Regions from separate parts of the Homo sapiens genome. Here all the other regions are linked to region 3. A link is a loop called in an ENCODE intact Hi-C map of the cell type or tissue named here. Cell type or tissue: CD4-positive, alpha-beta T cell. All regions are shown on one strand.

Evidence for each region. Hi-C counts contacts between places; a loop is a spot of excess contacts. Peaks named below come from ENCODE experiments on the same cell type or tissue, not always from the same donor. Only the 100,000 strongest peaks of a DNase experiment are listed, where the experiment ranks them.
Region 1: a loop joins it to region 3, with 5 times the contacts of the local background. A loop is called at or near these places in 24 of 110 quality-filtered maps.
Region 2: a loop joins it to region 3, with 6 times the contacts of the local background. A loop is called at or near these places in 3 of 110 quality-filtered maps.

The regions. Positions count from the first base shown.
Region 1 is chr3:121,540,117-121,544,116 of GRCh38, forward strand. It overlaps POLQ (DNA polymerase theta), which reads right to left. Exons shown (of 30, transcript NM_199420.4): 3 at 1,233-1,363. Among named protein-coding and RNA genes, the nearest start is that of POLQ, 3.9 kb to the right of the region's middle. In CD4-positive, alpha-beta T cell, no CTCF peak of the experiment used is centred here; no DNase peak of the experiment used is centred here.
Region 2 is chr3:121,429,975-121,433,974 of GRCh38, forward strand. It overlaps POLQ (DNA polymerase theta), which reads right to left. Exons shown (of 30, transcript NM_199420.4): 29 at 2,944-3,059; 30 at 1,457-2,443. The coding sequence ends at 2,330. Among named protein-coding and RNA genes, the nearest start is that of POLQ, 110 kb to the right of the region's middle. RefSeq lists an enhancer at 2,285-2,334. In CD4-positive, alpha-beta T cell, no CTCF peak of the experiment used is centred here; a DNase peak (open chromatin) is centred at 2,367; H3K4me3 peaks cover 877 bases.
Region 3 is chr3:121,833,430-121,837,429 of GRCh38, forward strand. IQCB1 (IQ motif containing B1) reads right to left here and starts at 1,631. Exons shown (of 15, transcript NM_001023570.4): 1 at 1,537-1,631; 2 at 962-1,050. It overlaps EAF2 (ELL associated factor 2), which reads left to right and starts at 1,780. Exons shown (of 6, transcript NM_018456.6): 1 at 1,780-1,962. The coding sequence starts at 1,857. In CD4-positive, alpha-beta T cell, no CTCF peak of the experiment used is centred here; DNase peaks (open chromatin) are centred at 812 and 1,712; H3K4me3 peaks cover 2,794 bases; H3K27ac peaks cover 1,285 bases.

The sequences.
Region 1 (4,000 bases), 290 kb before region 3:
CATCATTTCGTTACTTTGGGTCTAAGTTGAGTGATGTTACCATGTATGACCAGCTTTGTTGGCTACTGTGCCTCTGAAATAACTATTAAAAAGATTTATAGAACCATAGAAATTTAGAGCTATTCATTCAATAAAATTTTCCTGAGTGTTTACTAAGTTAACCCACAGGGCTAAGGGTTAACATCCTAATTTTACAAATAAAAAAACTGAGGCCCAGCCAGTTATATGCCCGGCCTAAAGACATAGTTAGTGGCAAAACTGGGACTAGAACCCACATTTCTTTAACAATCAGTATAACAATCTTTCCATTTCAAAAGCACATATTTTTCACTGCAGAAATCACAACAGTAAATTTATTCCATTTAATAAAATATTGTATTTGTGAAAATGCCCTAAAAACTGTGAGCATCATATTGATGTAAACTACTATTAGTCATTTTTGCAGAACAGAGGAACAGATCACATACCTGGAGCTTTACCTAAGCACCAATGGATCTTGACCTTCATCCCCTAAATATTCCTAAATAGTCCTCAATTAGGGCAGGATACACTTCCTTAAACACTCTTTCCTTTCTATGCTTCAGTCTAGTCCTACTGTTCAGTTAAATGCTGATTCTTAATGTGCGTGTTTATATGCTAGTTTAAATATTCTGTTTATTTCCTAAGAAAAGGTTTACAAATTTTTACACAATTTTCACCAATTATTCTTTTGATTTGATGGCCCCTTCTCCTTAATGCAATAATAATTTTCTTTTAATTTCCTTCTGTAAATTTTTTTAATTTTTTTTTTTTTGAGACAGAGTCTTACTCTGTTGCCCAGGCTGGAGTGCAATAGCGTGATCTCGGCTCACTGCAACCTCCACCTCCCAGGTTCAAGCCTCAGTCTCCCGAGTAGCTGGAATTACAGGTGTGCGCCACAACACCCAGCTAATTTTTGTATTTTTAGTAGAGATGGGGTTTCCCCATGTTGGCCAGGCTGGTCTCGATCTCCTGACCTCAGATGATCCGCCCACCTTGGCCTCCCAAAGTGCTGGGATTACAGGCGTGAGCTACCACACCCAGCCCCTTGCTGTAAATTTTTAATGCTTTTGGCAGTAGCCTCTTAAAGCTACATAGGGCACAATGAAGAAACTTTGTTTTCCACTTGCTTTTATAATTCTATTTCAAATGAATGAAACCAAGACTGCCAATAATGAGCCTTTCACTATTTCAAACTTAGTAAAAAACATTACCTGGAGGTAGTATTTCTTCTCTTTAGCCACAGAAACAAAGGGAAGAATAAACAAAGCTTTCTTCCGCATTTCCAAAACCCGCTTCAAAATAAGTAATTCTGCCACAAGAGTCTTCCCAGCACTTGTAGGAGCTAAAACATGATTATTCCACAAGATTATAAGAAAAAAGTAATATTCGGTACAATTCATTAATAAATGTTTTAAGCCATGTGTAGTACTACAGAGCCTAAGGCTAACCAATCACTAAGGGCCCAATAGCACTTAAAATCTTTATACCCTGAAATGCCCTTTACTTTAAACCACCTGTCTTAATAGTCTCAACTAAAAACAGAGTAAATAAATCTTTATATCAGCAATATGATGAATACTACTGAGTACCTAGTTTATACCTAAAGATCCTTTCCTTTAAGTACCAAATGGGTAAAAGGCCTGCTTTGAGGAAGTAGATGAACAATTTTATTATGATAGGAGCTATGATCGAAGTTGAAGAAAAGGGCTGGGCATGGTGGCTCATGCCTGTAATCCCAGCATTTTAGGAGGCCAAGGCCGGGGGATCACTTGAGGTCAGGAGTTTGAAACCATCCTGGACAACATGGTAAAACCCCATCTCTATTACTATAAAAATAACAAAAAAAAAAATAGCTGGGCGTGGTGGCGGGCACCTGTAATCCCAGTTACTCAGGAGGCTGAGGCACAAGAATTGCTTGATCCTGGGAGGCAGAGGTTGCAGTGAGCCGAGATCACCCCACTGCACTCCAGCCTGGGCGACAGTGAGAGACTCCGTCTCAAAAAGGAAAAAAAAAAAAAAGAAGTGGAAGGAAAAAAGTTGCAAGGAATCTTATGGAAATGAAACAGAATTTATGAGAAGGTAAGGAAGAAAGCAAGAGGAGGCCACGATGGGCAAGGTGTTGTATGTCTGTAATCCCAGCATCTTGGGAGGCTGAGGCCTGAGAATCACATGAACCCAGGAAGAGGAGGCTGCAGTGAGTTGCAGTCACGCCATTGCACTCTAGCATGGGTGATACAGTGAGACTCTGTTCCAAAAAAAGAAAAAAGAAAGGAAGAGGAAAGGAATGCCATGCCTAAGAAACAGCATATGGTACAAAGGCCTAGAAGAAAGCCTGGCATGTTCAGATGACACAGAAGGTAATTTAGTAAGCATGGAGTATAAAGTACCCCAGGGGTATAAAAGAAGAGATATGAAAGTGCCACAAGAAAGGTTTATAATCCCACCATTTAAGGAGTTTAAACCTTGTCCTGAAAGCAATGCAGTGTGACTGATGAGTTTTATGAAAAGGAGTGACAAGATCATATTTGTACTTTATAAAGATCACTTTGGACTGGGCACAGTGAATCATGCCTGTAATCTCAAAACTTTGGGAGAATCACTTGAGCCCAGGAGTTCAAGACCAGCCTGGACAACACAGTGCCACCCCCATCTCTACAAAAAATTTAAACAAAAATTTTTTTTAAAAAGACCACTTTGGGGCCGGGCGTGGTGGCGGGCGCCTGTATGTAATTCCAGCTACTCCGGAGGCTGAGGCAGGAGAATCACTTGAACCCGGGAGGCAGAGGTTGCAGTGAGCTGAGATTGTGCCATTGTACTCCAGCCTGGGCAACAAGAGCAAAACTCCATCAAAAAAAAAAGACCACTTTGGCTGCAGGAGCAGGGCAAGATCAGAGGAAAAGAATGAACTAGTTTCAAAGCTATTGCATAATCTAGAAGAAAGATGATAATGAGCTGTACCAGGTAATGGACCTAAAAACAGAAAGGAGTCAGAAGCAAGAGATATATGAGGTAACAGACACCAGGACTTGGTGATTAATTGTATAAGCTGGTGACCAGAGTTCTGAATGATACCCAAGTTTCAGTTTCAAGCAATTGAAATGGTCAAGCAATTATGCCACTGCCACTAACTATGACTTCTTAGCATTTACAAGTATTTTATTTTTTGTAATGCCTTTTCACAATACAAGTACTTTCTATGTGCCAAAAACTGTTCTGAGCTTTTATATATGAAATAATTTAATCAACTCTAAGTACTACCGAGGCACACATACTCACAAACACATATACACTCTCTCACTCTTCCTAAGTAATCTGTGAGGCTGCATAGCCAGTAAGTGATAGTTTTCAAATCCAACCAGTCTAATTCCACTGCCTGAACTTATATCTGCTGATAATTATTTAATTCGTCCTTACAGCCATAATGAAAAATCTGTGTGACTCATAATTTCGGAGAAAACTGACACAAAGGAATTGCATCTTACCAAATGATTAGATTTAAAGTCAGTGTAGTAAGCATGCGTTAAAAATTGTGTATGCCATAGTTGCCCATGAAAACCCATATAGGGCCGGGCATGGTGGCTCATGCCTGTAATCCCAGGACTTTGGGAGGCTGAGGTGCGTGGATCACCTGAGGTCAGGAGTTCGAGACCAGCCTGACCAAGATGTGAAACCCCGTCTCTACTAAAAATACAAAAATTAGCTAGGCATGGCAGCGGGCATCTGTAATCCTAGGTACTCAGGAGGCTGAGGCAGGTGAATCACTTGAACCCGGGAGGCAGAGGGTGCCGTGAGCCGAGACAACTCCATTGCACTCCAGTCTGGGCGACAGAGCAAGACTCCATCTCAAAAAAAAAAAAGAAAACCCATAAAAATTTTATATAAAGTATATTACTTGTTGTTTGTATATACAACCCTGTACAAACAGGTCAATCTATAGCTGGGCACGGTGACTCACACCTATAATCCCAGCACTTTGGGA
Region 2 (4,000 bases), 400 kb before region 3:
AATTTGAATTTCACTTCCAGTGTTATTTTTTACTTCTCTGGTACACTTTGATCTTTATTAGCCAACTTCTACTTTTGATTATCCATTTTTGTATAATGTGGATTTACCACTGGGAGACAAGCAATCAACACAACTACATTTTGCCATCTGCAAGTAAAGTGAATAACAGATGTGAAGTAGCCAATCACAGACAGCCTTTGGAAGAAGTGATGTAACTGGTCCTCATCATGATGCATGTATGAATATCCTGTTACTGCTACCAATTCCACAAACTTACTAGCTCAAAACAATTCAAATAATTGTCTTGCAGTTCTAAAGGACAGAGGTCCAAAATGGTCTTAACTGGGCTAGAGTCAAGGTGTTGGCGGGGCTACATCCCTTCAAAAGGTTCTAGGAGAGAATCCATTTCCTTACCTTTTCCAATTTTTTGAGGGTTCCTGCATTCCTTGGCTCATGGCCCCTTCTTCCAACTTTAAAGCCAGCAGTGTAGCATCTTCAAATCTTTCTCTGTTTCTGTTGTCACATCTTCCCTGACTCTGACCATCTGCTTCCCTCTTATAAAGACCCTGGTGATTACAATGGAACCATTCAGATAATCCAGGATAATCCCCCACCTCAAGATCTCTAACTTAATCACATCAACAAGGTCCCTTTTGCCATGTAATATAATAGTTCACAGATTTTAGGAATTAGGATGTGAACTTTGGGGTGGGGGGCATTATTCTGCATAACACAATGTGCATTTCTTATTTACACAGTGGTTGTGGTTTGAAGAACTATCAGTGAAGTTTGAATTTCATGCAGTTACTCACAGTTAATATCCACTGGTAACTGAAATTTGAATTGTGTTGCAGGGGAGACTCATGTTATTAAGTAAACCATAGTAACTGGGATTTGTGCACATCTGAATCATGCAAAATGGGGATGGCCTGTTTCAGGTCCAGCTGACAGGTCAAACAGAATGAGAAAATGCATGTGACTACACATGCTGGGCCATGGCTGCAGAGAATGAGGCAGAAGGGACTTTTGCTTGCCCTCATGTTTGAAGAACACTCACAGGTAAACAGATTGAGCTTTCTCTTGTGCCAGATCTTTCAAGCCTACCAGAATACTGACAGCACTTCAGCTTCTGAGAAACATAGTACAGGTAAATATGGAAAAAGAAATAATGATATTCTTCCCTCTTACTGCTGCCATCTCTGCCTTTCTCACCCTGCCACCCCAAAAAAACTATGTCTAAGTCTCTTATGCATTAATACCCAACTACTGATAATGCATTACATTTTATAAAGCAACTATCTTTTTTCATTATTCTGATTAATAAACATAAAAGAGCTCTTCTGGTAACTGATTAAGAATATAATCAGTGTTTCCTATGAACAAGCTATGGAGTAACTAAATAAGGGACACTCTTAGACCAACTATAATTTTTAACAAAACAATTGTTGATATAAAGTTTCTCATAAATTCATTTTATTTCAACAGCAAAAAGATTAGCTCCATCCCTCTGATTGGGATCACAAAGTACAATCTTTTCAGCATGGGTTTTCTCACCATGCCACAAACAGAAAGAGGCACTAAGGGACTGATAAGGGGGTATTTTCTGTCTCTGGCAGTATTATATTGACCTGCAATAAAAACATCTGATCTTACAGAACAGGATACCTCTTGAAGAGGTATAGTTTATTTTATAATATGTAAGTATTCCAAATACATTCATTGTATGAATTAGGGAAGGAAAAGCAATAAGAAACATTTCATGAATATTCATTCCTACACTCCAACCATACCAAGTCTTACTACTTTATAGAATTCATAATTTATTAGCCAATACTATTTTAAAATACTATTTCCGTACTGTAAAATTGATATTAGAGGAAAAAAAGTCACACACGATGCCTACCACCACCAGGGTGAAACCAAATCTTTATCTGCCTATGGCTGCTGTCTGGGTCGATTGAGGCAGCAGCTTCATTTTCTTCATGGTTTACCCAGACAGATGTGGAACCAAAGTGCTAAGTGCATATTTCAAGCATCTGTTCTGAATATGTTTAAAGCCACAGTAAGTTACAAAAGGCAAATTCATAGATGCTCTTTGAAAGTGAATGTAACTATTATACTTGGTATTCTACTTCCCCCACGCCCCCAGAAGTTTTTGATGCTATAGACACTGATATATAGTTTGAAACTCTCACTATAAAATTACTAGGCTAAGTCTATCAAGACTTGAAAGTTTGTTTTGCTGAGGTAGGTGAAAGGGTAATCTCTGTTCTTTCCAGGTGACTGCATCTGCACAGGCTTCCCTGGGAGGACTTCATCAACAGCACAGTTACACATCAAAGTCCTTTAGCTCTCCCCAGCTGGCGCCTATTTTCACTTTCACTTTCAATTTCACAGACAGTTTTACAGCACTTTCCATTTCATTCTTGACAATCTGAGCTACCTAAGGAAAAAAAAAATGTAGTTAACAAACTGCCCAGTCAAAGAATGTTTCCCAAACCATCCCCTGAGAAAGTTATAAACCAGACTGGAGCTCTTCACCCAATGGTGCTTAAAATGCTAAATCAGAAAAAATAAAAAATAAAATAAATAAATGAATAAATAAAAAGACATCTCATACTCTTCTTCACTGATGAGCAGGAATTTCTGAAAGTTTTTGCTAGAATGCTTGGAGCTTAGAAACCCTAAGGGAAAGACTCCAAATTTTTGTTTAATTCCTCCAAGACAAAAACATCTTGCATTGGCAATTCTTCACTTATTAAGAACTAGTACAAAACGGAACACTCTTAGCTCCTTTTCTACCTGTAAGGACTCAATATTTATACAGCCATCCCAGGGCTAGGGTAGAGTTCCAAAATCCTCATGCACAGGAAACAAAGCTGTCGGCCTGACAATACAGTGTCTTGTCTTCCTATGGAATGGACACAAGCATTGCAAAAATACCTGAACAACATCTTCTTCTGCCACTTCATATAGGAGTTCATCATGGAGTTGAAGGATGAAGAAGCCTCCTCTGATTGGGCAGAACATCCCTTGCAGTTTTCTCTTTCGTGACAATCCTACTTCATGAAAAAGGAGCAAAACTGATCAGCATGTCGCTAAGTCATAGGAGAATGTTTTTAGAGATTCTGAGTAACTCTGAGGAATTTTAATGAGAAGATTAAAACACACAAGAATAAGAACTATCAGGAAAATAACTACTTGCTGGTCGCTACCTACCCTAAGTATCCGGTATAAACTCACAAACTTCCTCCTAGAAAGAAGGAGTCTCCCAAAGAAGTCAGTAAATGGGGTGTGAGGAACTCTGCTCCAAGCTCTAGTCCAACTTATTTCTCATGAATAACTAACATTTTCTCTATCCATGGAGTCCCCCAACCACCATCTGAGTAATAGCACCAGGGAGGTATGGGGCCTGATTCCTGCCCCAGGAAAGCAAACTAATATTGTTAGGCACTGTTTCTTAAGGGGGACACTCCCTCATGTCTTTTTATGGCCAGAAGTGTCATCGTGATAGAACTGGTGCTTCCCCAATTGAACCGTACACACTCCAAACAAGTAATTGTAAAACCTAGGCTCCCAAAGTGGACTTCAGAGAGTACATAAACCCCTTGCAGTTATATGTAAGAGTCTATGTCTGTACGTTTTTCTGTGGAGATAATCCATACCTTCCAGTAGCCATAACTCCAAAATATATACTAGACTTAGTTACTATTTCCTCATTAGCTGGATCTAGTGGTACAGATTATGCCCTTCTGACCAAAAAGATAAAGCTCAACATGAACACCTTTACTGGAACTGCCTTTACTTGTTTGCTTAAACCTCACAGTAGTCATCTTCCTTTCTGTTGTCCAAATTCCCTACTTATCTTTCAGGTCCAGCATGAGTAACATCTCCCTCAGTATCTGGTGCTTCCCTCAGGGAGAGAGTTCTTCAACTGTCACTATCTGCAGTGCCAGTTTGCTCAGAGGTGGCTCTCACACAGTAAGCAAACAAAATCACC
Region 3 (4,000 bases):
TTGGAAGCCTCTCTAACGTAAAATAGGCTCAAAACAGTTTGTGCCCTCCTGGCTACCGTAATAAAACATCACTAAATCATTATTGTCATCAACAAATATGTGCAGAGCAGTATGGTAGATGCAGGGGATGCAAAGATTCTACACAAGACATACTCTCTGCTATTGTTCTGGTTGGGAAAGAAAAGTATGTTTATGTACATGTGTACACACACACAGATACAAAAAAATATACTTAAGAATATCAGATATATGTTAAATGCTAAATAGATGACACAGATAAGAATACAGGCCATAAAGTCAGAGGACTGGGCTTCTCTGAACCATTTTTCTTGCTGTAAACAAAATAGCAATTCCTACCTCCTAGAATGATTCTATTTAGAAGAGAAGGCAGCCACCAAGATGGTCTTAAAATGTAGTATAAGTGTAGAGCTGGGCCTTAAATAACCATTTGGAGACCTCTTATCATGCTCCAGGAATTGTTCTAATTGCTTTCATGTATTAACTCATTTAATCATTCCAACAACTCTAAGGAACAGATACTATTATTTTTTTCCCAATTTGAACAATGAGCATACTTAAACTCTGGAGAATGTAATTAGCTGGCACAAAGTCACACTGTTAAGTATAAAGCAGGGGTTCAAACTAGAGCCACCATCTGCCTTAAAGCATTTAACTACGATATGAAACAGCTTCGGCACACCTTCAAAGGGTAGGATTTACACAGACAGGTTGAAGGAGACATAACCACCTACCCCAAAATCAATTGACAAATGTGCCTAAGGCAGAAGGTGAGGGAGTGCAGTTGGATTGCGTAATTACCCTGAAAAACCACCTGTTATGGAAACCATCTGTAAACTTTCTCGAGTGTTTCTCCTATAATTCAACACTTCTCCCATCTTTACATTAAATTCATGAAATTTGACACAAAAAGACAATTATTTATCTATTTTAAGGCTACTACCCTGTTGCCAGGCCACCGGGTCCGGCCCAGCCTTGATTCTTCGGGAATCACTTCTCCCTCGCCGCGCCTGTTACTGCCTCCACGGATCACTGTGAGGAAAATAAATGAAAAGGAAATTCAGTGCGATCCTGTTGCGGCTGATCCTAAATGTCTGCAGTTGCTATCTCCGAATCCTCTTTCTCCTCCCCACTACACATCCCCTTCTCCAGTCCTAGGACCACAAGAAACTTCCTCTGGTACAAAAAGGTCAGAAAACGATTACTGAGGTAACAGCGTCGCTTCAAGTCTAAGGACCGAGATTCTGGGGCCTCTGGGCTCCTTTACTCCAGATTCTAGACCCGGCTTTCGCGCTACCAGGCCTTGGATAAGACACTAGGCCCTGTGCCTGGACACTGCACCTCCCCAGGCCTCAGTTTCCACACCAGATCTCTACAGAGTGGGCGTGAGGGCAGGCCGATTCTCCCGTTAAGAGCTCTTACAAGCCGGCTGACTTCGTCCAGGAGCCTGGGGTCCTGGCCTCCTGGTAGGCGCCCTGGGGCCCTCTCCCTCCCCAGCCACCACCTCAGATAAGTTACCTCATCCTCGCTTCGCGTTCTTCCACTAAAGAACCTGGGGCTCCCACGCCGCACTACAGCGCCGCGGCCTTCCGGGGCAGCGTGCGTCGCGACGCGGGAAGGGGCCTGGAGGCGGGACTAGGAGCCTCGGAGTCAAGGGGCGGAGCGCCCTTTGCTAATAAGCCAATCAGAACGTGAGACGCTCCGGTGGGGCGGTGCGCGTCGAGCGCGGGGTGGAGTCTGGGTGACTTGGCTGGCGGGATCAAGTGCAGCTGCTTCAGGCTGAGGTGGCAGATAGTGAGCGCTGGTGGCGGAGTTAAAGTCAAAGCAGGAGAGTAATTATGAATAGCGCAGCGGGATTCTCACACCTAGACCGTCGCGAGCGGGTTCTCAAGTTAGGGGAGAGTTTCGAGAAGCAGCCGCGCTGCGCCTTCCACACTGTGCGCTGTGAGTGAGGACCATCCGGGGATAGAGGGGGAGCCTCCCGGGATGGGGGTGAAGAGGCACAAACCCCTCTGGGTTTTGTTCCCACAGTACCCCTTACACTGTTGGAGACTACGGGGCGGGGAGGGGGGAGGCAGCGCGATCCTCTAACCTGCTCGGAGTCTTAGGGGGTCGGTGGAAGGAATCGGAGTAGAGCAAATGTGGGTAAACCCTGGACAGAGAGCGTTGAGACCAGCAGACAGGAAGGGAAAGTGTGAAAAAAGTCTGTAGAGGTGACTGTGGAGACAGACGTGACAGGTGGATGATGCAGGGGTGGACAGGAAAATAATAAGGTGACAAATGGGAAGGGACTAAGGACCGAATGCCGGGGAACTTGAATGCCTTGAGGCTGGTGGGGCAATATTCTCTCTTTTCATCACTTTTTCTCACCTCTGGCAGATGAGGGTTCTTATTTGGTGTGTTCTTTGCAAAGGGAGAAATTCTCAACCATCCCAATGATCTGTATATCTCTTTGGACCCCAGATTTCACTCAGTTATCAAATACTGATTATCAAAGTATTCGAGGGTGTGTTATTAATTTCTTTATTTGGAAGATGCTTACCTCCCTATGATTTCTACCCTTTGGTTTTCTTTATGTCCTCTGGAACTAGTTTTAATAAATTATTCTCTTTTATGTTGTTGGAGTAGAAAAAGGAGCTCTTTTGCTTTAGCAGTTGGATGATATAGATTCCAGGAAGGAAAATATAGCATATAAGTTTTTATGTGTAAGACATTCGTTTTTTGCATAACAACTGTCATAGAATTGTAGAGCGGGAAGGAAACTTCAAGATCACTGAATTATAACTTCTCATTTTTCTGTGGTAAAACTGTAAGTATTTTTTCACTTCCTTTCCCCAGCCTTGCCCTTCCTTAATATCTCATCATTCCGCCTTTCTCAGTCATTCTGTTCTCGGGTTGTTTAGAGACCTTTATGGTTTTTACTCTGAAATGTTCCATGGTTCAATCAAAACAACTAATTAAAGCATACATTCTCCCAAAAGTTTATTTAAGTTGTAGACAATTTAGTTATAGTTACTCAAAGTAAAGGTATGAAGAACCACTGGTTTTAACCCTGCAAGAATATATTTACTAAAAGGGTTTTTTTAAAGCAAAATTAACATCCAATTGGTAGAATAAATGGGTGAGATATTTGTGAACAGAAACTCTTCAACAGTGTCCCTTGTTTATTCTTCTTTATCATATACTTTCTCATCCAGAGCTCCCCACGATGAGATGGTGCTGTGCTGGCTCTGCAGTTTCTCTCTCTTCAGTCCCATTTTCCGGAAGTGTGATATGCGTCTTTATCTGGTTTTTCCATGCCTTTTTCTCAAATAGTATCTACTCTCTCCTTTTCTCTTCCTTCTCAGGTATGCAATAGTCTTAATATTAATTTTTCAAGTTACAAGGGCTTAAGATTATAAAAATTTGCTTAAGAATATATTTCTATATGATTTGGGTATATATTCTCTTATGTAGGGCACAAATCCCAATTTAAATGAATAAAAAATTGCCTTTGAAAATAATCTTGCAGGTCCTTCACAGCCTTTCATTTATAAAGGTTCTGAAAATGCCAGTATCTTGAAAGTCAGAGGATCAGATGATCCAGCTACCAGAATGAAAATAAACAAAAATAAGCAAAACAACAATAATGACAATAATAAATAAACAAACATACATGTTTGAATACACACTTAGTCCTGTGGAAGACAGAACTATTAGAAAAGTTTTCAGTCCTTATTTTCTTTTATTGTTGTTGTTGAAGCAGGTGTGGTAATGGCACAGAATCATTTTAGATTTATTTAAATAAAACTGTTTATTATTCTTGAGGACAGGTTCATTTCCAATGTAATCCTCACTCTTAAGAACTCAGAGTGAGGTTTGAAAATTGTAGAATAGTATGAAGCTGATGTTCATGCAGATAAGGGGGACCTAATTTATAACCAACCCTCAAGCCAATGTCATTGGAGAGAAAGTAATATTCTGCCTTTATTTACAGGAGCAA